2 separate regions of the Homo sapiens genome follow, and region 1 is linked to region 2. A link is an interaction called in ENCODE POLR2A ChIA-PET data of the cell type or tissue named here. Cell type or tissue: CD4-positive, alpha-beta T cell. All regions are shown on one strand. Each heading gives the region's core, and the rest is flanking DNA. Links, peaks and the distances in the headings are about the cores only. Region 1 holds the start of POLR1H (RNA polymerase I subunit H). Region 2 holds the start of TRIM39 (tripartite motif containing 39).

Region 1 (10,297 bases), core at 1,509-9,508, 260 kb before region 2:
GCATTGGTTACCAATTTTGTGCTCAACCTCTCAGTACCAGGGTGAAAGTGGAGACGCAATCTCCCTTGGAAGACGTTAGTCTCCATCTCTAACGCTCCCGAGACACGGTTCGCAATTAATTATGACGTCACAGCCAATCGTCAACGCGAAAGCCTGACGCTCTAGCCGGCTCTATCTCGCTGCCCCGCCGCGGGCGCAGAGCTGGCGCTCTAGCCCACGGAGTTGGTTAACTCCTCTCACCGGCCCCTGGAAAGGGTTCCAAGTCCTTTAGTACCCGACGCTGTCTGGGAATTCCGGGCGTTTCGGCTCCTTGGTCGCAGAGGCAGGAGGCGTGCGTGGCAGGAGGGTTCGGGTTATATACTCCTAGGTCCTGGGACAGAATAGTTACGACCTCTGGGACAGGAACTCTTCTCTCTTTTGTTAATAAACTTCCAACTCCCTCCTCAGACCCGACCGCATGTCTGTCATGGACCTCGCCAATACTTGCTCCAGCTTTCAGTCGGACCTGGATTTCTGTTCAGATTGCGGCTCGGTCCTGCCTCTGCCCGGGGCTCAGGATACGGTCACCTGTATTCGCTGTGGCTTCAACATCAACGTTCGGGGTGAGAGGCTTGTACGCAGGGGTCCTGGCGGAGGGCGCAGGGTCGGAAGCTTGGGGAACTCAAGATCGGTTGGGTTGAGGAGGGGATCCTAGAGCAGGACATCAGGCGGTTGTACATTTGGTCTAGCGATGAAAACTGAGGGAAAGGATGTAGGGCCTCCTGGCCTAACCAGCCAGGGGAAAGGGGAGGTTTCCGGTGTCAGCTCTCTCTGGTTGTCTCCATAACCAGTTCTTACTTGCCTGTGCAGACTTTGAGGGGAAGGTTGTGAAGACTTCGGTTGTGTTCCACCAACTGGGGACAGCCATGCCTATGTCGGTGGAGGAAGGGCCTGAGTGCCAGGGACCTGTGGTAAGCTAATGAGATCAAGAACTGGCTCCATAAGGTGGGTAGGAAAGAAATGGAGGAGTGATTGCAAAGCTCTGGAGAGTTTTGTGCCCAATTCCAAGAGGGAAAAGAGATGTAAACCATCGACGTTTGAGAGGCGTGATCGCCTGATTCCTGTGGGAAGTAAGGGGATATGACCAGGCCTCCCTAACCCACCAGTTTCTTCCCAGGTTGACAGGCGCTGCCCTCGATGTGGTCATGAAGGAATGGCATACCACACCAGACAGATGCGTTCAGCCGATGAAGGGCAAACTGTCTTCTACACCTGTACCAACTGCAAGTGAGTATTCTTTCCCCTCCCTCTGCTCAGTCTGTTTGCTAACTAAACAAATCCAGTGATTTATTTTTTTGTACGAAATGGCCGTTTCCCTTGGTCCCATCCCTTATTTCTGTGCAGTTCTGGTAATAGGGAGATTTGTAGTTGTTTTTTATTTTTTTAAGTTACACTTTTTTAAACCTTTTTATAACCAGTGAAATAAACCTTTTAGGATTTTTTTTTTTTTTTTTTTTTTTTTTTGACAGGGTGTCGCTCTGTCACCTAGCCTGGAGTGCAGCGAGGCAATCTTGGCTCACTGCAACCTCCGCCTCCTGGGCTCAGGTAATCCTCCCACCTCAGCCTCCAAAGTAGCTGGGACCACAGACACATGCCACCACGCCTGGCTTTTTTTTTTTTTTTTTTTTTTTTTTTTTGTATTTTTAGTAGAGATGGGGTTTCTCTATGTTTCCCAGGCTGGTCTTGAACTTCTGAGCTCAAGTGATCCACCCACCTCAGCATCCCAAAGTGCTGGGATTACAGGCATGAGCCACCCCGCCTGACCTACTTTTAGGATATTTAAAAGGAAATGAAGAAAAAAAAAACAACATAAGAAGCAGGTATTGTTTAGTGGTCAGCATCTTATACTGCAGTCTTCAACCGCAGTCAAGGTAGCTTTCTTTGGAGAGAATTAGTCACACATGACTTAGAGAACATGGGCTTTCTGAATGCTTTTAAGACCTCATTTTTGTCTTTGGTGTTCTGCAGTCACTATAGTATATCAAAATACGATTTTCTTTTATTCTGTTTGGGATTTGTTGGACTTTCTGAAACTGAGAGTGGACTTTTTTTTCATCAACCTTGGAAAATTATCAGCCATCATCTCTTTTAATATTCTCTTTCCCCCATGTTCTCAGTCCTCACATTCTGGACCTCGAATTAGTTACTAGAAAGAGGTTTCTCTCTTCTGTCCTCCATTTCTCTCACCTTCTTTTCATATTTTCAATTGCTGTTCTCTTTATGCCACCTTCTGAGTAATTTCTTCAGGTCCCTCTTCCATGTCACTAATTCTGTCTTCAGTTTATTTCAAGTATTATTATTTTTTACTATTGTTATTATTTTGAGTTCTATTTAATTACTTTTCAAATCTCCTTAATTTTTAAATAATTATCAGTTCTTTAATCATATTTTAAATTGTTCCTTTTATTATTCTTTAAATATATATTTAAAATATTAAATATGGTTATTATATTCTATGTCTTATAATTCTGATATCTGCGGATTTTGTGTGTCTGATGCTGCTGTCTTTTGTTTCTGCTGTCTCTCTCATAGTGCTTTTTTTCTTTGTTTTGTGATTTTTGACTATAAATTCGAGTTTTTTAGAACTTGAACTGTAGGAATTCTTTGAGGCCTTGGGCGAGTGCTGTATTCTCAGCATTTGTGTTTCTTTTCTAGGTGCCTTGAAGCACTATCAAGCTGGAATTACTTTAAATAAATTCTTGGCTTCATGTTTTTTGGAGCAGACAGATAGTATGAATTTGAGCTGCAAATCCATGTAAGGGCTAGCTTACAGTTAGAAATTCTCAGGAGAGAGTTTTCTCTCTTTCTACCTACTGAGACAGTCAAATTCCCCTTCTATAGAGTTGAATTTTTTCTTTTCTTGTTCACTTTTACAAGAAAGGGCAGCCTTTTGCAGTTCCCAAATTTATGCACGGGATCTCCTATCAGACCTTATACATTTTGTCCCTCATTTCCTATGCTTCCAGTGACTGTCAAAACAGTATAAAGGGCACCATAGTGTCACTGTCACGTTTCATAGGGACATTAGTTTTAACTTCCCTGTCTGGATTTCTGGTTTTACAGAACTTTTAACCAGTGTGCAGATTGCCTTTACTTTCTTGCCATCTCATCAAAGGATTAAAAATATTCATAGTCAGATATATCTTTTAAAAGTATTTTTTTCCTATCACTGGTTGTCATTTTACCAAAAAAAAAAAAATTTTTTTTAAATAAAAAGAAGATTTTTTTTCCCAGCGTGTGGCTTGCCTATTTTCTTAACCCTCTTTAAATGAGCAGAAGTTTTAAGTTTTTATAAGGTTCAGCTTATCCTTTTTTTTTTCTTTTACAGCTAGTGCTTTCTGTGTCCTAAGAAATCTTTGCTTTGAGGTTATAACTCATTGGATATATTTTTAATCCCAGAATTTTTAGTTGTCTTGGAATTAGAATTGGAAGTTTGTTTAGGGGAGCCAGTCCTCAATGATGTCATAAATAAAAGTCCTTCCTTGATTATTTGATTGCATATCTTATCTTATACTACTAGAAACTCATCTTTTGGTGAATATAACAAGTCCTTTCTTTCCTCATAGGTTCCAGGAGAAGGAAGACTCTTGACCTTTTTCCTGGGCAACTCTACAGTCCCTCCCTCCTTTCGGAAGGTGAAGGATACTGGGTTTTTAGATGCCTTGTCCATCCTGTCTGGTTGCAATGTTTTGCTCCCAGAAGAGAATCAGATCATCATGTGGGGATTACCATTGTTCCTGGAGTACTCCTACCCTTAGTTGAATTTCCTTATTAAAGTTATATTTTTCTATAAGACCCTGACATATGTATGTTACTTATAATCTGTCTTATTCCAAAAGGAATTTAAATGAGTTTCCAGAGATATATTTATATGAAAAAGAAAAGGGGGAAAAATTAGGACAAAAAAGTAGAGTCAGGAATGAGGCTAATATAAACAAAAAGCAATTGTAAGTATTGCCATACTATTTAAATCTATTTGGTTCCTGAGTTTAGGTTAAGAAAAACTAGGAATTTGGATAGTGAGACATTTAACAGAAATTTTAACCAGATCTCTTTAGCATATAAATTTGGACAACAAAAAATCTGATACTAAGTAATGCCACTAAGTGATCACTATAGGTGAGTATTTTATTAGTATTGAGATAAATACAATACACAGTTGACCCTTGAACAACACAGGTTTGAACTGCTTGAGTCTACATATATGTGGATTTTCTTCTACTTCTGAGACCCATAAGATAGCAGCACATTTAAGCCCTCCTTTTCCTCCTCCTGAGCCTACTCAACATGAAAATGTGATCCACTTCTACTTAATGAATAGTAAATATATTTTCTTTTCCTTATGATTTTCTTAATAATGTTTTCTCTAGCTTACTTGATTGTAAGATTATATGTATTATAAGTATATAATACATATACAAAATATGTGTTAATCAACGGTTTATGTTATTGGTAAGGCATCTGGTCAACAGTAAAGTTTTGGGGGAGTCAAAAGTTATATATGGATTTTTGGCTGTTCAGAGGGTCAGCACCCCTTACCCCCATGTTGTTCAAGGATGAATTGTATATCTATTATAATAGATTCTTACATAGAAAGAAAGAAAAAAGTAAAGTCACAAGGAATCCTACTCCACAGAGATAACCAAATTATACTGTATATCTGTGCTTGTGTATATGTATGTGGCTCTGTATATGTGTGTTGCTATATATGTGTTTGGTTTTTTTAATGGACTAGACATGCTGAACTATATCTTGCTTTTTTCTGTTTGAACTAAAAACTTTCAAGGGGAACAAATGCATACTCAGGTCCCGCATTCCTTGGCTCAAATAGTGATCAAGGGGTTACTGTAATAATTATCATATAATTGTGTGGCCCTTTATATATATTCAGAGCTCTCAAACATAGCTATCTTGTTTGACCCCCACAGCAACCTGGAGAATGGGCAGGGCAGTCTTCCCCACTGTACGTTTGAACTGTTCTGGCAGTTGACTTTCCTGACCCACTCCTGAAATCTGAAACAAACCTGTTCATGTTTCTACCCTACTTTAAGCCTTTCTCTGGCCCATAACAGTGATTGGATTAAGCTTAATTTCTTAGCAAAGCATACAGGTTCTTCCATATAACCACTGCCTACCTGTCAAGCTTCATCTGGCACTCCCTCAGATCCAAGCGGTACAAAACTCCATTTCCTGTAGTGCACACATCTACAACTTTTTAAGCTGCTCTTCTAAAAAAACCTACTTGTCGGCCTTCCTGGTTCTTGTTTTACCACTTTCTTTTGCTCTCTAAGAAACGTGCATATATTTTTATAAAATAGCCTATACTGTAATTTACGACCATTTCTCTGCTTCATCCTACTCATCACCCCAGAGAGAACGAATATGTTGGCAGTATGTAACTACATTCAGATTTACAAATCAGACATGGCATTTGTTAATGCCCCAGTGTTTCATATTTTTGTTAGTTTTCAGCATGCCTGTCTTTCCTACTAGAGCTAAAAGGCAGGGTCTGAGCGTCTTACGCGCCTCCATCTTCAAGGCGTAGCACAGTGACTGAAAAAAACTGACGTTGAACGTGCACTAAACTGAACTGCTCAAACACCTACAGGCACAGGGCGAGGGGTAGAACCACATCGCTTGACTCTTAAGTGTGTTTCCAACTGCTCCCACTTCCCGTTTTCTTTAGAGAAACCCAGACCAAACAAGGAAAGGGAAATAGGCCACGGTAGGGTCATTACTATTGCTCCTTAAGCTTCCTCGCCGGTCCACCTACCCAGACAAGGCAAACGGAAATCTGCAGCAGGACTCAGCTTGGTGCACACAACTCCGCCCTCGCCACACCCACTCTGCAGCGTCTGGCCCGGCAATACCCATCTGGGCGCCCCTCCTGCTTCCTCTAGGCTGTGAGTACGCGTGCTGCCCCAGACTCTCCCTCCTCCACCCACACCCGCAGTGACACCCCTTCCGCCAAATTTGTTTCTCTTTCTTTCAGCGCCTGCGCGCTGTCACGTTACGGCGGAACTAATCCAGCGACGCCTGCGCTTTGACGCATTTGGTGCCGTGGAAGGGAAAAAGGGGGACTGCAGTATGCGTCACACCCGGAAGCGGCGAGCCGGAAGTGGGGTTAGCCAGGTTATCCCCAGGGGTGGAGAAGCGGAGGCCCAGGAGGAGGGGGAATAAAGAAGGTGGAGGATCCTGGCTACCACTCTGAATCCGATACCGCTTCTCTTAGACCTCAGCGACAGAAAAAGGGAAGGGTGTCTCATCCCCCTTCCTCCTCTCCTCCCTGTCCTGAGCCTTAGCCATGGCCGAGGCAGGGGCTGGGCTGAGCGAGACCGTCACTGAGACAACGGTTACCGTGACAACCGAGCCCGTGAGAAAGGCGGGGGGGCGGTGCTGTTTAGGGGTCTGGGAGATACTGGGAGGGAGGGGACAGGGATTAGAAGAGTTGTTGGAGGAGCTAGGCCTAGGGATATGGGAGGTGTGGGGTTGAATATCTAGGGCTGGGAGAATCGGAAGGTATTGGAGCTATTTGGAGTGGCAGAGATGGTGCAGGAGGCAGGTCAAGGAACTTGTAATAGGGAGGTACAGTTAGGATATAGGTGTTGCTGCTTGGGGTGGTTATGTGTGTAAGTAATAAACGAAAGGGAAATTGAGGATTAAGGAGCCAGGAAGATGTTGGGAGGAAATCAAAGGTAGTGTAAGAAAGCATGGTTGGAGGCCAACTTATCAATATTATCAATATTGATATTCGAATAAATATTTATTGAATGGATGAATGTAAAAGGAAGTGGCAGGAATGAGGAAACAAGAAAAGGAGATGAAAAGAGGTATTTTGAGAAATCAGAGAGCAAAGATGTAAATGGAGAAACAAGAAGTATTTATCCAAAAACATGTTAAGTTGCCTTCAAAGGGAGAAGGTTGCATTGGGCTTAATACTCTTGGATTAAAGGAAGTTTAGTAATTAATAGATTAGTAATACTTGCTACTAGAGATGCCAGGATGCCAGAGAATAGGTGGATAAGAGGTAGGGAGGGCTGGAGCTTGAGAATGAGAGAGGTTTTGTTTGTTTTTTTAAGAGAAAAAGAATAGGGGATCTGGAAAAAGGAAGGGAGATCAAAGATTAGGTGCTGGGGACTGAAAAATAATTTTCATGTATTAATACTACCAAGGATGATTTGGGGAGGAAGACGGAGAAACAGCAAGGATTATATTTTCCTTTGAAGAGTTGCTGGGACCTTTCCTAGGTTAGGAATTGTGTCTTCTCTTATACTGGTGGTATAAGAACAGGAAATAATACTTATTCCTCAAGGGACTATCTGAGGTAAAAGACCTGTTCTGTTTTATCTTCTGTCAGCTCCTCTGGTGCTATGCCTATGGTACTGATTGAGCTAAAGAAGAAAAGAGAGGAGGTTCCCTGGGAGGGAGTGGGAAAGGTTAGTAAGAGGGGACTAGATAGGTATGCTCATCCTTAACCTTCTAGGAGAACCGGAGCCTTACCATCAAACTTCGGAAACGGAAGCCAGAGAAAAAGGTAGAATGGACAAGTGACACTGTGGACAATGAACACATGGGCCGCCGCTCATCCAAATGTGAGTAATTGTTGGCCCGCAGTAGCCCTGGAGTTCTGGCTCCCTTCAGCATATCTTGTATCTACTCATATCCACTGGCTTTCCAGAAGCCCCCAGATGTTCATAGTTCTGTCACTTTTTTGGTGGTGCTGTGGTATCAGGGAAAGAGGTAGGGAAGGGCTAGAACTGGAATTGCCTAGGTCTGACAGCAAGAAGTGTCAGAGGTGGGAGAAGTGGGGCTTTGAATTCGTGGCTCTCTAAGAGGACAAGAGGGGTGGGGCCTGAGTCCCAGAGGGTGGGCCTGGGGAAGCTGGATCCTGGAAGGTAGGAGAAAATAGGAATTTTCACTGAGTTTGAGTGGGAATGGAACTGACTATATATCTTACCCTTCCTCCTCTTTAACTGGGCTCCTCCCTCTAAATCTAGGCTGCTGTATTTATGAGAAACCTCGGGCCTTTGGCGAGAGCTCCACGGAAAGTGATGAGGAGGAAGAAGAGGGCTGTGGTCATACACACTGTGTACGTGGCCACCGCAAAGGACGGCGTCGTGCAACCCTAGGACCGACCCCCACCACCCCTCCCCAGCCTCCTGACCCTTCCCAGCCCCCTCCAGGGCCAATGCAGCACTAAATCCCTCTCTCCTCCAGCATTCCTGTGTCTGTCTGGCCCTAAATGTATCCATGTGGCTACTTCTCCAGCCCCCTCCTTCCCTCTCTTCTGCCTGATAGAGGGAAGAGGAAGAGGAGGACGAACAGAGATCCTGAAATTCTGACTTGCTGCTATTCCAGAACCCAGCCTCCTGGGTTTCCCCAGTCCTCATTTTTCCTCCCAATACCCACCCTTCTCTCTCGAGGGATCTAGGCACCTTGGTCCCAGTGTCTTCCTTTTGTTCTCACTGCCAAACTGCCTGTCCTGGGATCTAGTTATCTTGGCCCTGCACTCTCAACATGAGTAGCGAACACTTAAATTGGGTTTTCAACAGTCCCAGCTTTCACTGCCAGGGTCCCAGTCAGATTCCAGGAATTTGCGCCCTAACTTTGCTTGCTAATCCTGGTTTAGAGCTATCCCACTAAAATATTTAATCCTAATTCTTAGTCCTTGCCTGTGAGATATGAGGTCTTACAGGAGACCTCAGAGCTCCCAGCCCTTCTCCTCCTGCTAACCCTTCTCACACCCTCAAGAGGAGTTAGAAAAGAGGTCCTTGTCATTCTCACCTCTTATGGAAAATGGAATAAGAAATAATCATATCCTTTCTTCCCACCCTTCTCCTGTTATTTAGGATTTCTGACAAAGCTGGCTTGAGATTGGTCACTTAGAGCCGACTGTCTCCTCTGCCTTTTGTTTTTCAGCTTCAGAGACAGATCCAATATAGTCCCAGGGACCTGGGTCTCTGGGAGAGGAAGGAAGAGGGAGGGAGCAAAGAGATTGGGGTATGTCCCCTGTAGTACACTCTTACCTCTTACTTCCTAGACTTTGATTTCTCCGGCAGCCCAGATGTTCAGTTCTCTTGGCCCCTCTCTACCCCTTACTGGGATCCGGTTTTCATTTTCCGGTCCTTTTGCCATACACAGTTACAGAGATCAGTCAAATCCATACCACCACTGAGATCTCATTTATTGCCACAGATGCACAAAATAAATAACCCAAAATCACAAAATGTGTTAAATATGGGCCCATTTATACTTATGGGGAAGGGTGTGAGACTATACACAAGGATGAGTTTGGAGATGTCTGAAGTATTCCCAGGTTGAGGAGGAGAGAGGGGAAATAGCACCATTGGTTCCTTTCCGTGAGTATGTGCGGGGAGAAGTTTCAAGAAGGTTCTTATGGAAAAAAGGCTGTGAGCATAGAAAGCAGTCATAGGAGGTTGGGGAACTAGCTTGTCCCTCCCCACCCCCAGATCCTGCAAAAGAGGTACAAAGCTTCCCAGAGGGCCACAGGGCCCAGACCAGAGTCAAGCCTCTTGTTTTAGGAGAAACCTCAGTGGACAGGCAGGGTAGCCCAGTCCTTAGATCTGTGGGGAAGGCCCTGAGCCCTTCTGGAGCTAGGAGTGGCAAGAGTGGGAGTCAAGTATTTGACCAGCAGAGCCTCTATGTAGGAATCATGGTCACTTTACCAATACTGATGGGGAGGGCCTGTTCCCCATTGCAGGCCTAGAATGGTTTGAATGGGAGAAGTCAGGAAGTACTGTAGTAGCTGTAGGGGAGAGAAGATTCTGAGAGCCAGAAGGCAGGAATGGATTTGGTTTTGAGCAGGGACGTGGAAACGTGGAGACCAGGTGAGGTCTCATTATTTTGGGGCGAAAATGTGGGTTGCTATTAATACTCCTGCAATGGGCGTGTGAATGTGTTCCCAGAAATGAGTGGGGAATTCCACCCCCAAAAAGCAGCTGCAGGGCCAGTGGCCGGGCCAAACTTCTAGTTGGAGACGAGACTCAGCTTTCCGCTGGTACAATGCGGAGCGGAGCACGAGGGTCGCAGGTGCAGAACAGCGGGAAGATGCGCTCCCCCAGGGGGCCAGGCGCCTGGAAGGCGTAAAGCAGGTCGAGTGAGCGGCCGTCGTAGAAGGCCACGCGGCCCCGCTCCCAGTCCAGGTCCACGCGAATGCGCCGCGGCGGGGGCTCAACACCGCCCAGCAGGGTGGGTTCGGGTGCCGTGAGGGCCCACAGGCGGCCGCCGCGGCCCTCCA
Region 2 (10,297 bases), core at 1,103-9,102:
TTTGGGCAGCCAAAGTGAGTGGATCACCGGAGGTCGGGAATTGGAAACCAGCCTGGCCAACATTGTGAAACCCTGTCTCTACTAAAAAACAAAAAAAAAAAAACAAACAGAAAAAGCCAGGCGTGATGGCAGGTGCCTGTAATCCCAGCTACTCGAGAGGCTGAGACAGGAGAATCACTTGAATCCGGGAGGCGGAGGTTGCAGTGAGCCGAGATCGTGCCATTTGCACTCCAGCCTGGGCGACAAGAGCAAGACTCCGTCTCCAAAAAAAAAAAAAAAAAAAAAAAGAGCCAGTTTATTGATGTGGGTAGTGCCAGCTGACCCATCAAGTACGGGGTCTGCAAAATACCTCAAGCACTGATCACAGGAGCAGTTTAGGGAGGGTCAGAATCTTGCAGCCTCCAGCTGCATGACTACTAAACCAAAAATTCTAATCCTGTGGCTAATGTTAGTCTAGTCCTCAGACAAGAAGGAAGTCTGCTTTGGGAAAGGGCTGTTACCCTCTTTGTTTATAAACTAAGTTTCTCCCAAAGTTAGTTCAGCCTACGCCCAGGAATGAACAAGAACAGCTTGGAGCTTAGAAGCAAGATGGAGTCGGTTACGTTAGATTTCTTTCACTGTCTCAGTCATCATTTTGCAAAGGCTGTTTCAGTTCTTCCTTTCTAATAAACTTTCCTTTTTTCAAACCTATACTGTTTGTAGGTATGGTAAATTCATTTTACCAACCTGCGAGTTGACCACTTCCCGGTGCCAGGGCTCTGACACCTTGCCAGGCACTTACGGAAAGATAATTGTAAAAATCTAATAGAATTTTAAATTTCCATGCCTTCGAACCCAGCAGCCAAACTTCCAGAAATTTATCCTACTAATATAATGGCACGACGATCTAAAGAGATATGTACAAGGATGTTCTCGACAGCCTTTATTTAATAAGATGTGGAAAGAACCTTAAATGTCTACTCAAAATTGTTGAATAAATCACATGTCTACAAAATGAATAATGCAGACTTTAAAAAGAGTGAGGTAGCTCTATGTCACCAAACTGGAACAATAAAAGCCACTATAAAGTATAAAAAGCAAGCTGAAGACTGTCTCTATGTTTGAAATTTTTCATAATAAAAAATGAAAAAAATGGAGGGGGATTAGATATATTGCCTTTTCATGAGTAAGAATCTCACAAGTCTTGGACAATTAAACCCCGCCTTCATCCCTCCCATCTCATCATATCTGACCTCAACCAGTTTCCTACCTACACTGCTTATATGCCCATTTGCTCTATATGACTCAGTCATTTCAAGATTGCTTCTGTTTTCCCTTATTGATATAAAAATATTAAAAATGTATATTTAAAATTTGTTTAATTACATCCCATTATTACAGTTCATTTTTGCATATTCCTGTGTTGAAAATCCTTTGGTATAAATCAACATCAAAACTCGGTGTTATTCCACTTTTCTTGAACTGTAATCCTTTTTAAACAAGGAATATACCTTTTCTTGTTTAGAGAATATACGTACATTCATAAATCTTGGCAACTTTCAAAGGCCATAACAAATTTGTGTTAAGAATTCAGATCCCCTTTATTATTGTGGTAAACAGACAGATGAAATTAAGAGATTATAGCTTGTTTTCACTCTCTCCCAATTACTATCGCTTGAAAAATACCGGATATTTCATTATTATCCTGTCCGGAGTCGGCAAACTACGGTCTACTATCTGTCTTCGTATACGTCAAAAGCTAAGAATGGTTTTTACATTTTTAAATGACTGGGGAGGGAGGGCCAGAATCCAAGGGGAGTATTTAATGACACTTGAAAATGTTATTAAATTCAAATTTTAGCATCCATAATAAAGTTTCATTGACACACAGCCATGCTCATTTAGCTTTTGTTTGTTTTTGGAGACAGAGTCTCGCTCTGTCGCCCAGGCTGGAGTGCAGTGGCGAGATCTCGGCTCACTGCAACCTCTGCCTCCTGCTTTCAAGCCATTCTCCTGCCTCCGCCTTCCAGGTAGCTGGGATTACAGGTGCGCGCCACACGCGCCACACGCCCGGCTAATTTTTGTCTCTACTAAAAAGTAGAGACAGGGTTTCGCTATGTTGGCCAGGCTGGTCTCAAACTCCTGACCTCAGGTGATCCACCCGCCTCGGCCTCCCAAAGTGATAGGATTACAGGCGTGAGCCACCGCGCCCAGCCTTCATTTAGTACTGTCTAATGATGTTTTCATACTGCAAGGAGAAAGCTGAGTATGGACCACAAGGCCAAAAAGATGTCCTCTCTGGCTCTCTACAGCAAAGATTTGCCAAGCCCTGTTATATGTCATACTACTTGCGCTTCATAATTTTATAGTTTTACCTAGACAGTCTCCCTTTTTTCCTTCCATATTCAGCATAAAATCCCCTTAATATCAGTCTCTAGGCAAGCACATTCTTCACAGTCCTTAGAACTGGACCTCCTCTTGTTAATTTCCTTAGTCTAATCACATTCCTCCTGGTTATCTACAAACAGAAAGCCAGAAAGGAGGGCTATCAACATCTTAAGCGCCACAAATTAACAAATCAAAACCAAATCTCTCTCTCCCTCCGAAGCCACGGCTAAGGAGGCTCACTGCCCAGTTAGTGGCTTTCAAACTACCCTTACAAGTGAGACATCTTGTGAATTAGAACAAGTGCTGCTGCTAAAATCCCTAACGGCTACATAGCAATGTGAAAAAAGGTATCAAATGTAATTTTCTCAAATTTAATCTTCTTCAATTCTTGGCACAAAAAAAGGAACAGTAAAGGTAGACAACTGTAATTAGCATGTGTGATCCCAAATCTTTATACCTTAGATACTGGATTATATTTTCAGCAAGTAAATAGTTTCTGGCTCCCAAGATGAGAGGTTAAATAATGCAGGGTGTTTGTAAACAGCAGCACAATTTACACCGGAAATTAGGGCCCTTTCTCACCGAGGAGAGTACAGCAAAATCTGCTCATCTCTTTCAATGAATATTCTCCATGACTAGTGCTGGCGGCGGGGAGGCGGAGCAAGCTATCTTTTCTACCAGCCGTGTCACACCCCTCCTAGCACTAACCCCTCCTCCTCAGCCTTTTCACACCTCTACCCACTACTAGCCCCTCCCCAGCCCCATCACCTCTTCCCGGGCCCCTCACACCTCTCCCAGCATACTCTTCCCCAGCCTCATCACCTCACCCACTTCCTCCAAAATCACTGACCTGCTAAGCTTCCAGCAGCAGGCGGGCAAAGCAGGGAGGCTGTAATGCAAAAGTCCGCAGTCCCTACACAAACACTATCTGCTCCTGCGGAGAAACTCAAGTCACAGCCCCAGAAGTGGAAAGAACAGGCCTTGGCTCTCACCCAGTTAACAAGCGTTTATCCAGCGCACGTGTTGCGGTCGGACCCCATGCGAAGGAGCTAAGGACACAAAGGTGAGCAGCAGAGACGCGGTTCCAGCTCTCCCCCGGCTCCCACTCCAGCGGGATAGGTAGATAATTTCGGTAAATTTCGCCAAGCAGGGGCAGGACAAAGAGTATTTGAAGTCTACCGCGGGGAGAACTTACCTAATCCTTGAATGTTAAAAGGCTAAAAACTCCACTAGTCGGAAGTGACGTGCCAGCTTAGCCCCGCAGGTCCGCCACGTAATTGGCCGCCGCCACAGCTAGCCACCCTCTCCCCAGACTGGCCCGAAGAGAGGAAAAGTGTGGAAGTCCACAAGCCGCCCCCGCCCCGCCCTCTTCGTCGACTTTCAGCTGCACCGGGAGGCGGCGGCGCCTGGCCAGAGCCGGGGCCTGGAGCCTGGACTAGACAGCCTCGCCGGCCGGGGCGCCAGTCCAGCGCCCTGCGGGCAATGGGCTTCAGCGCTCGAGCACGCGCATGCGCGGGCCTGTATCTCCAGAGGATTCCTCGGGTCACCTGGACGCCAGCATCTCAGCCACCTGCCCCTCTGGGTCCCTTCTTGCCCTTGATTCCCCCTGCTGCTTCTCATCGCCAGCCCTCCTCCTCCTTCTTCCGCAGGCACCGCTAGACCCGGCCGCGGCCGCCCGCCGACACCCCAGCTTCCACTGACACGAGCCTCGGCGCGGCTTCCGCTTCCGGCGAGTATTGTGTGTCGCGCCGCGGGGCGGGGGCGAGGGGAGGAGGAAGGAGGGAGGCAGCGCTCCGGCGGCTCCGCGCCCCGCACTCCCGGACCCGAAGCCGGGAAGGTAGGTGCTGTCCCGCCGCCGCGCCCGAGCCTGGGGCCTGCGCTCGCCGGCCGGCTCCGCAAGCCGCGTCCCAGCGCCCCGCGACTGCGTCACCGGCCCCCCGCACGTAACCACAGCTGCCTCCGCCCGCCTCGGGCCCGGGCGGACGTTTTGCCGCCCCGGCGACGTCAGCGCGTCCGGCGTTGCTTGGCTACCCCGCCGTTCCCCCGTCCCGCTGCTGCTCACCTCCCCGGGTGAAACTCTGACGCAGTCACCGCGGGTCTCGGCAGCGTCATAGCGGCGGGCATCCCATCTGCACGTCACACCTCTTTCTCACCTGGACACGCATCCCTTCCTACCCTGCCAGCCACGACGTTTCCTCTTTCCCCTCTCCAATGCCCCAGCCCCAGATCTGGCGGAAGAAGATGGAGAACGGGGGTGGGACAGAGTTGTGGACAACCTCTCAGGAGAGGGTCGCAAGGTGGGACCCTGAACAGTGGTAGAAACAAAATGAGATTGTCCCTGAAGTTTGCCCTTCAGCTGAGACACAAGGAGTAGAGGAAGAGGAAGGACTAACGCAGAGGCACTCAAGGTCTCACTATGACTGTAGTTGAGAGTCCTCTCCCTTCTTCCCTAACCCTTTCCCCATTTCTCTCACCACTTCTTTGCCAGTCTAGATCCGTCCTGGTGCCTTACTGTGCATACAGTTCTACTCGTCTCAGGTGAGGAGGCCACTTAATTTGTAAAAGACTGAGGAAGGGGTAGGATCACCACAAGTCAAAGTTGGATTCCCACAGATAGAAATCATCTGACTGAACTTCTCTCCTATTGCTGACAGAAGAAATTCAAATCCAAAGAAGTTATCAGTTCCTACTCCAAATCAAACACATTTGTGTGTGCCAACAATATATACAGGAACAATTGTTGTTAACCTACCTCATTACATGGCCACTTATCTCTCAGCACATAGATCTACCAAATTTCCTTCCTTCCAGTAGGTCCCTGGAGAAGGATGGGGGTCGGGAGGAGAAAAGGTTATGGGGATAGTTAAATCAACTTACCCATGGCTAAAAGTATGGATGTTTTAAGGATGGAGTAGGGGGCCAGCCTTGTGTTTTATAAATCTCTCCTATGCATTTCCAATTCTTCTGAGGCTGCGCTTGAGGGAGATCTCATTGCCTCTTTTGTGTCTCTTAATTCGCAACCACTCCAGGACCTATAAGTTGGAGACACACTATGCCCAGGGTGTTAGTTATCAATAGCTATATTGAAAGATTCCAGTCACTACAAATAGACTCGTTGCTCTCTTTTCAAGAAGTCGTTGGCCTGAGCTCAGCAATATTTAATATGGTTGCCATAATTTATCAGTTTTCAGCAGTTCTGAGTGTCCAGATGAACACAAGAGAAATGGAATGTTGCGTGAAATGTCATTCCAAGAAGAGAGCAGATTTCCTTTAGGCTAGTCTGATGGATAAAAGGAAGAATAATTTCAGATTTTCCTGAAAAGAGGAGGTTGCCTTTGCCTCATTCATTCCATTTGTTAGCCTTTAGAGCAGTGGTATCTAACCCTTTCAATATGAGGACTCTCTTTGCTTATCTGTGGTGGCTGATAAAAATTATGCATGGACCTTCTGTGGTGGTGATAGAACAAAAGTTATGCATGGACTTTTTTTTTTTTAAGCTTATCAGCTGTCATTAGTGTCAATGTATTTTATGTCTGGCCCAAGACACTTCTTCCAGTGGGCCCAGGGAAGCCAAAAGGTTGGATATTGTGATTTAGAAGAATGAGAGAACAGTGTCAGAGAATCAAGCTTAGACTCCAGTGGATTAATCATAAAGCTCTTATAACATTAAACTTTAAAATATGGTTAATTTAAGAAATGTTAATATTTTTATGACTTTTTTACTTCTCAGATTCCTTTCTTGTCTGTTAGAAACGTATGTCAAACGAGGATACAGTGTCTGGAACTATTGGTTCTAAGATATAAGTGGAATGAGCCTGGATCAGGAGAAGTATGCTGAGCTAGAGTTGAAGGAAGCTTCTCTTTCTAACAAGAGAAAGCAGAGGTAAGAGACAAGATAGATCAATTGGGGGTTGTGTGTCAGTTTACTAACAAGAAAAAAAAGGTTGATGGCTGGGAGTCACAAGTTTTGAAAATGGAGAAACAAAGAGGTTGAATTGATTGGAAGAGAAGATGGAGAATAACAAGAAGGGGCAAATCTGGAGTTAGGACTTAACATAGGGATAAATGTCGGGTCAGGGATGCAAAAAAAAAAAAAAGAAAAAACCTCCAATTAATATTTTTATTTTCTCTGTCCTCTTCCCCACTCCCAAGTTAAATTATGGCAGAGACAAGTCTGTTAGAGGCTGGGGCCTCTGCAGCCTCTACAGCTGCGGCTTTGGAGAACTTACAGGTGGAGGCGAGCTGCTCTGTGTGCCTGGAGTATCTGAAGGAACCTGTCATCATTGAGTGTGGGCACAACTTCTGCAAAGCTTGCATCACCCGCTGGTGGGAGGACCTAGAGAGGGACTTCCCTTGTCCTGTCTGTCGAAAGACATCCCGCTACCGCAGTCTCCGACCTAATCGGCAACTAGGCAGTATGGTGGAAATTGCCAAGCAGCTCCAGGCCGTCAAGCGGAAGATCCGGGATGAGAGCCTCTGCCCCCAACACCATGAGGCCCTCAGCCTTTTCTGTTATGAGGACCAGGAGGCTGTATGCTTGATATGTGCAATTTCCCACACCCACCGGGCCCACACCGTTGTGCCACTGGACGATGCTACACAGGAGTACAAGGTGGGGAAGCAGACACACGATGTCAGTGTGGGTAAAAAGGGAGAAGCGGCAGAGGATGAGATACTCCCTAGGTAGAGATCGTAAGCTCCTACTACTCACTTTGTATTCTCAGAGCTGCATATGCAGGGGCACACAGTATGTGTGATCAGTTGTCCTCTAGCCTGAAAAAGAGCAATGGTGAGAAGTGCCCTAAAATTTCTCTCTGACTTTTGCAATACATGTGAGTCTTATGGGTGAATATTGGTATGTGTGGTCATATTTTTCATAAATGAATGAAACCACATGGAAAAGATTAAACTTAGGAAGAACTGAAAAGTAGTCTGGTTTCTTCATTCTGCCTGCCTGCTCAGAATGCTCCTTGTTTTCACACTGGTTATTGGGCATAGGTAATATCGCTTGAGACTGATACCTACCGGACTAAGCTGAACCATTCAATTGTTTGCAGCTTCTCTAGGTAATGGGTAACATGGCATATCATTTAACTTACTGCTGAGACAAAGGAAAATGTTTGAATAAAGGGAACAGAGATATGAATGTGTTAGCATTTTATCATATACTTTGCTTAGTTATGTTACTCTTGAAAACAAGATTTCAGGTAACTTACAGTATAATAACCATGTTTTTATTGTAGGTGGACAGAGGTGGATGGGAGGACAGGTTTAAAGAGAGATATTAGGGTACAGAAGGTTGCTTGGATGGTAATAGGCAGTTGCCTCAGTAAGAAAATGGAAAGAGTTGAGAAAGGACACAGAGTTGATGACAGCTATCTCAGATTCAGTAAAAGGACAGTTGGGTGAGCAGAGAAGGTGATGTGGACAGGCTAGTGGCAGGAGGAGGGACTGTAGAAAGTTGACATCCCAAATGACAGGCAAGGAAGGAAGTCAGATCAAGAGGCAGTAAGATGGCTAGGAAGCAAATAAATGGTTTAAAACAAATGGTTTAATCTCTGAATGGTAGGTATACCAGTCAACCCCAAATGTCACCTCTCCCACTTCCTCCCTACCCCTCAGGAAAAACTGCAGAAGTGTCTGGAGCCCCTGGAACAGAAGCTGCAGGAGATCACTCGCTGCAAGTCCTCTGAGGAGAAGAAGCCTGGTGAGCTCAAGGTAAAGGCAGGCAATCCCATGTAGGCTGCTCTGAAGGGTATTTGCCTATGAGGGAATTAACTGTACACTATTTAATCCACCAGTTCCGGTTCATTAGAAAAATGCAGTTCTCGCCGGACATGGTGGCTCACACCTGTAATCCCAGCAATTCTGGAGGCCAAGGTGGGCAGATTGCTTGAGCTCAGGAGTTTGAGACCACCCTGGGCAACATGGTGAAACCCTGTCTTTACTAAAAACAAAAAATTAGCCGGGCATGGTGGCACATGCCTGTAGTCCCAGCGACTTGGGCGGCTGAGGCAGGAGAATTGCTTGAACCTGGGAGGCGGAGGTTGCAGTGAGCCAAGATCACACCATTGTACTCCAGCCTGGGCAACAGAGCAAGGCTCTGTCTCAAACAAACAAAAAAAACAAACAAAAAAAAAAAGAACAATGTAGTTCTCTCAAAAATGATGGCATTTTATTAGGCTTGATTGTCATTAAACATTGTACTTAAATTACTTGTCATGAATTAAGTATTAAGAGGGATTTAAGAGATGAAGAACAGACAGAATATCTTACATCTGGTGAGCTGAGAGAGTTCGTGCCTCTTGGTCTCCTTTTTTTGTTAAAGCAGCAAAGGAGGCTTTCTGCTGAGAAGGCAGGGATGGGAGTTTCTTAGAGGACTTGAAGAGAGGAGAATATGGAAGATTCACTGGGGAGAAAGGGAAAAGGAGCTGACCAAGAGTCTCAGAAGAACTATCTAATGACATTAGGACCACATTCTTAAAACTCAAGTAAGCTTACATATGCTAGAATGTTCTCCCCCTCCCCATCCTCCACCATAGGATCTTATTCATCTCTCAGGCGGGATGAAAGCCACTTCCTATGCAGCCTTTCCTGACCCTTCAGAAATTAACATTCTTAATTTTCATACAATTTTGCACCTCTTTTATAGCATTGCCTTATTTGTAGCATGGTATTTTGGTGTCTGTCTGTCTTCCATTGAACAGTGAACAATTATCATTTGTAGCAAAAATAACTAGAATTGAGTCCTATGCATTAATTCATTAGGTATCCGTAACATTCCAGATTTATAGGGTTGTTAGGGTCTTAGAGTTCAGGCCAAATTGGGATAAGTGAGACATAGAAAAGCTACGAGAAAGAGACAGAAGGAAATCCTGAGGCCATCTTTAGTAAGATGTAGGGGTAAACCTAGATATTCTTTAAGGTAGGTATTATTACCTTCAGCTTACACAGAAGGAAATGGACCTTGGGTAAGTGACTAGTCCAAGATCATAAAGCCAGTAAGTGGCAAAACCAGGAATACTAGTTCTTCGTGAATCAGTAAATATTTGTTAAGCTCCTGGTTTAGGCCAAACCCGGTATTTGACACTGGGGAACAATGATGAGCAAAAACACAGTTCCTGCCCTCCTTGAGCTTAAAGTTAAGTGGAGAAAATAAGTAATGGCACAAAATGCACAGCTGCAAGTTCATAAGAAGACAACATAGAAATTTGGCCTCATTAAAGGTTTCCCGAAGAAGTAATGAGTTTTTAAGAGTTGACATGTAGAGATCACCAGAAGCTAAATCCAAGTTTTGATTCATAGAAACATGAATTTTTAAATGAATGATAACATTTCATCAGAAAGCAAGTATTATTACCTTAGTGCCTTATACATTTTAGCAAAGTAAGCATTTGAAATTTTAAAATTTGAACCAATTTTGGTTAGAAATGTGAACTTTTAAAGTTTTTTGTTCTTTTAGAGGCCTTCCAAGAAACCTAAAAATATGAAAATGGTGCTTATTGCTAGTCATTAACTTTCTTCTTCATGTTGATCACCTTCTTGAAGGTAAAGGATGGAGAGAGAAATATACCTTTTTAAAACCTTCTAAATGCTTGAACAGAACTGTCCTGTTTTTTAAACTGTAAATTGTCATTTCAGTGGTCTCCAAAACTACCACCAACATTCCTCTTGTGACCATTTGAATTCTCCCTCCTTCTCCCTCATCAGACTCAATGCCCCTTTAAAAAATAATTTGTAATTATGCTGAACTGAAAATTACAGGTAATATAACCTATGTGCATAATGTTAAATTTTAAAGAGTCTATCATGTCCAAATATAATATAATGAAACATAATTGATGATAAAATGTGGTATGTAATATTTGGGCATGACTACCCTGAACGACTTTACAGTGTAGCTGGTTATATGCTTGCCCCTATATGTGTC

The links. Peaks named below come from ENCODE experiments on the same cell type or tissue, not always from the same donor. Only the 100,000 strongest peaks of a DNase experiment are listed, where the experiment ranks them.
Region 1: POLR2A ChIA-PET joins it to region 2 with 15 read pairs; 8 of 35 experiments call an interaction of 5 or more read pairs at or near these places.

Annotation. Positions count from the first base shown.
Region 1 is chr6:30,061,068-30,071,364 of GRCh38, forward strand. POLR1H (RNA polymerase I subunit H) reads left to right here and starts at 198. Exons shown (of 4, transcript NM_170783.4): 1 at 198-602; 2 at 850-950; 3 at 1,157-1,266; 4 at 3,606-3,840. The coding sequence starts at 458. The coding sequence ends at 3,630. PPP1R11 (protein phosphatase 1 regulatory inhibitor subunit 11) reads left to right here and starts at 6,131. Exons shown (of 3, transcript NM_021959.3): 1 at 6,131-6,412; 2 at 7,523-7,631; 3 at 8,037-9,266. The coding sequence starts at 6,344. The coding sequence ends at 8,239. It overlaps RNF39 (ring finger protein 39), which reads right to left. Exons shown (of 4, transcript NM_025236.4): 4 at 9,203-10,297. The coding sequence ends at 10,044. It also overlaps the pseudogene POLR1HASP. RefSeq lists enhancers at 1-91, 92-957. In CD4-positive, alpha-beta T cell, for the core only: no CTCF peak of the experiment used is centred there; DNase peaks (open chromatin) are centred at 1,904, 5,214 and 6,004; H3K4me3 peaks cover 1,978 bases; H3K27ac peaks cover 1,865 bases; H3K27me3 peaks cover 105 bases.
Region 2 is chr6:30,322,792-30,333,088 of GRCh38, forward strand. TRIM39 (tripartite motif containing 39) reads left to right here and starts at 4,136. Exons shown (of 8, transcript NM_001369521.2): 1 at 4,136-4,204; 2 at 6,098-6,250; 3 at 6,520-6,979; 4 at 7,990-8,085. The coding sequence starts at 6,527. It overlaps TRIM39-RPP21 (TRIM39-RPP21 readthrough), which reads left to right and starts at 6,520. Exons shown (of 10, transcript NM_001199119.1): 1 at 6,520-6,979; 2 at 7,990-8,085. The coding sequence starts at 6,527. HCG17 (HLA complex group 17) reads right to left here and starts at 3,343. Exons shown (of 5, transcript NR_052012.1): 1 at 3,218-3,343. It overlaps HCG18 (HLA complex group 18), which reads right to left and starts at 4,365. Exons shown (of 3, transcript NR_102327.1): 1 at 3,360-4,365. RefSeq lists enhancers at 2,172-2,815, 6,053-7,252. In CD4-positive, alpha-beta T cell, for the core only: no CTCF peak of the experiment used is centred there; DNase peaks (open chromatin) are centred at 3,070, 3,640, 4,100, 4,420 and 2 weaker places; H3K4me3 peaks cover 2,930 bases; H3K27ac peaks cover 3,086 bases.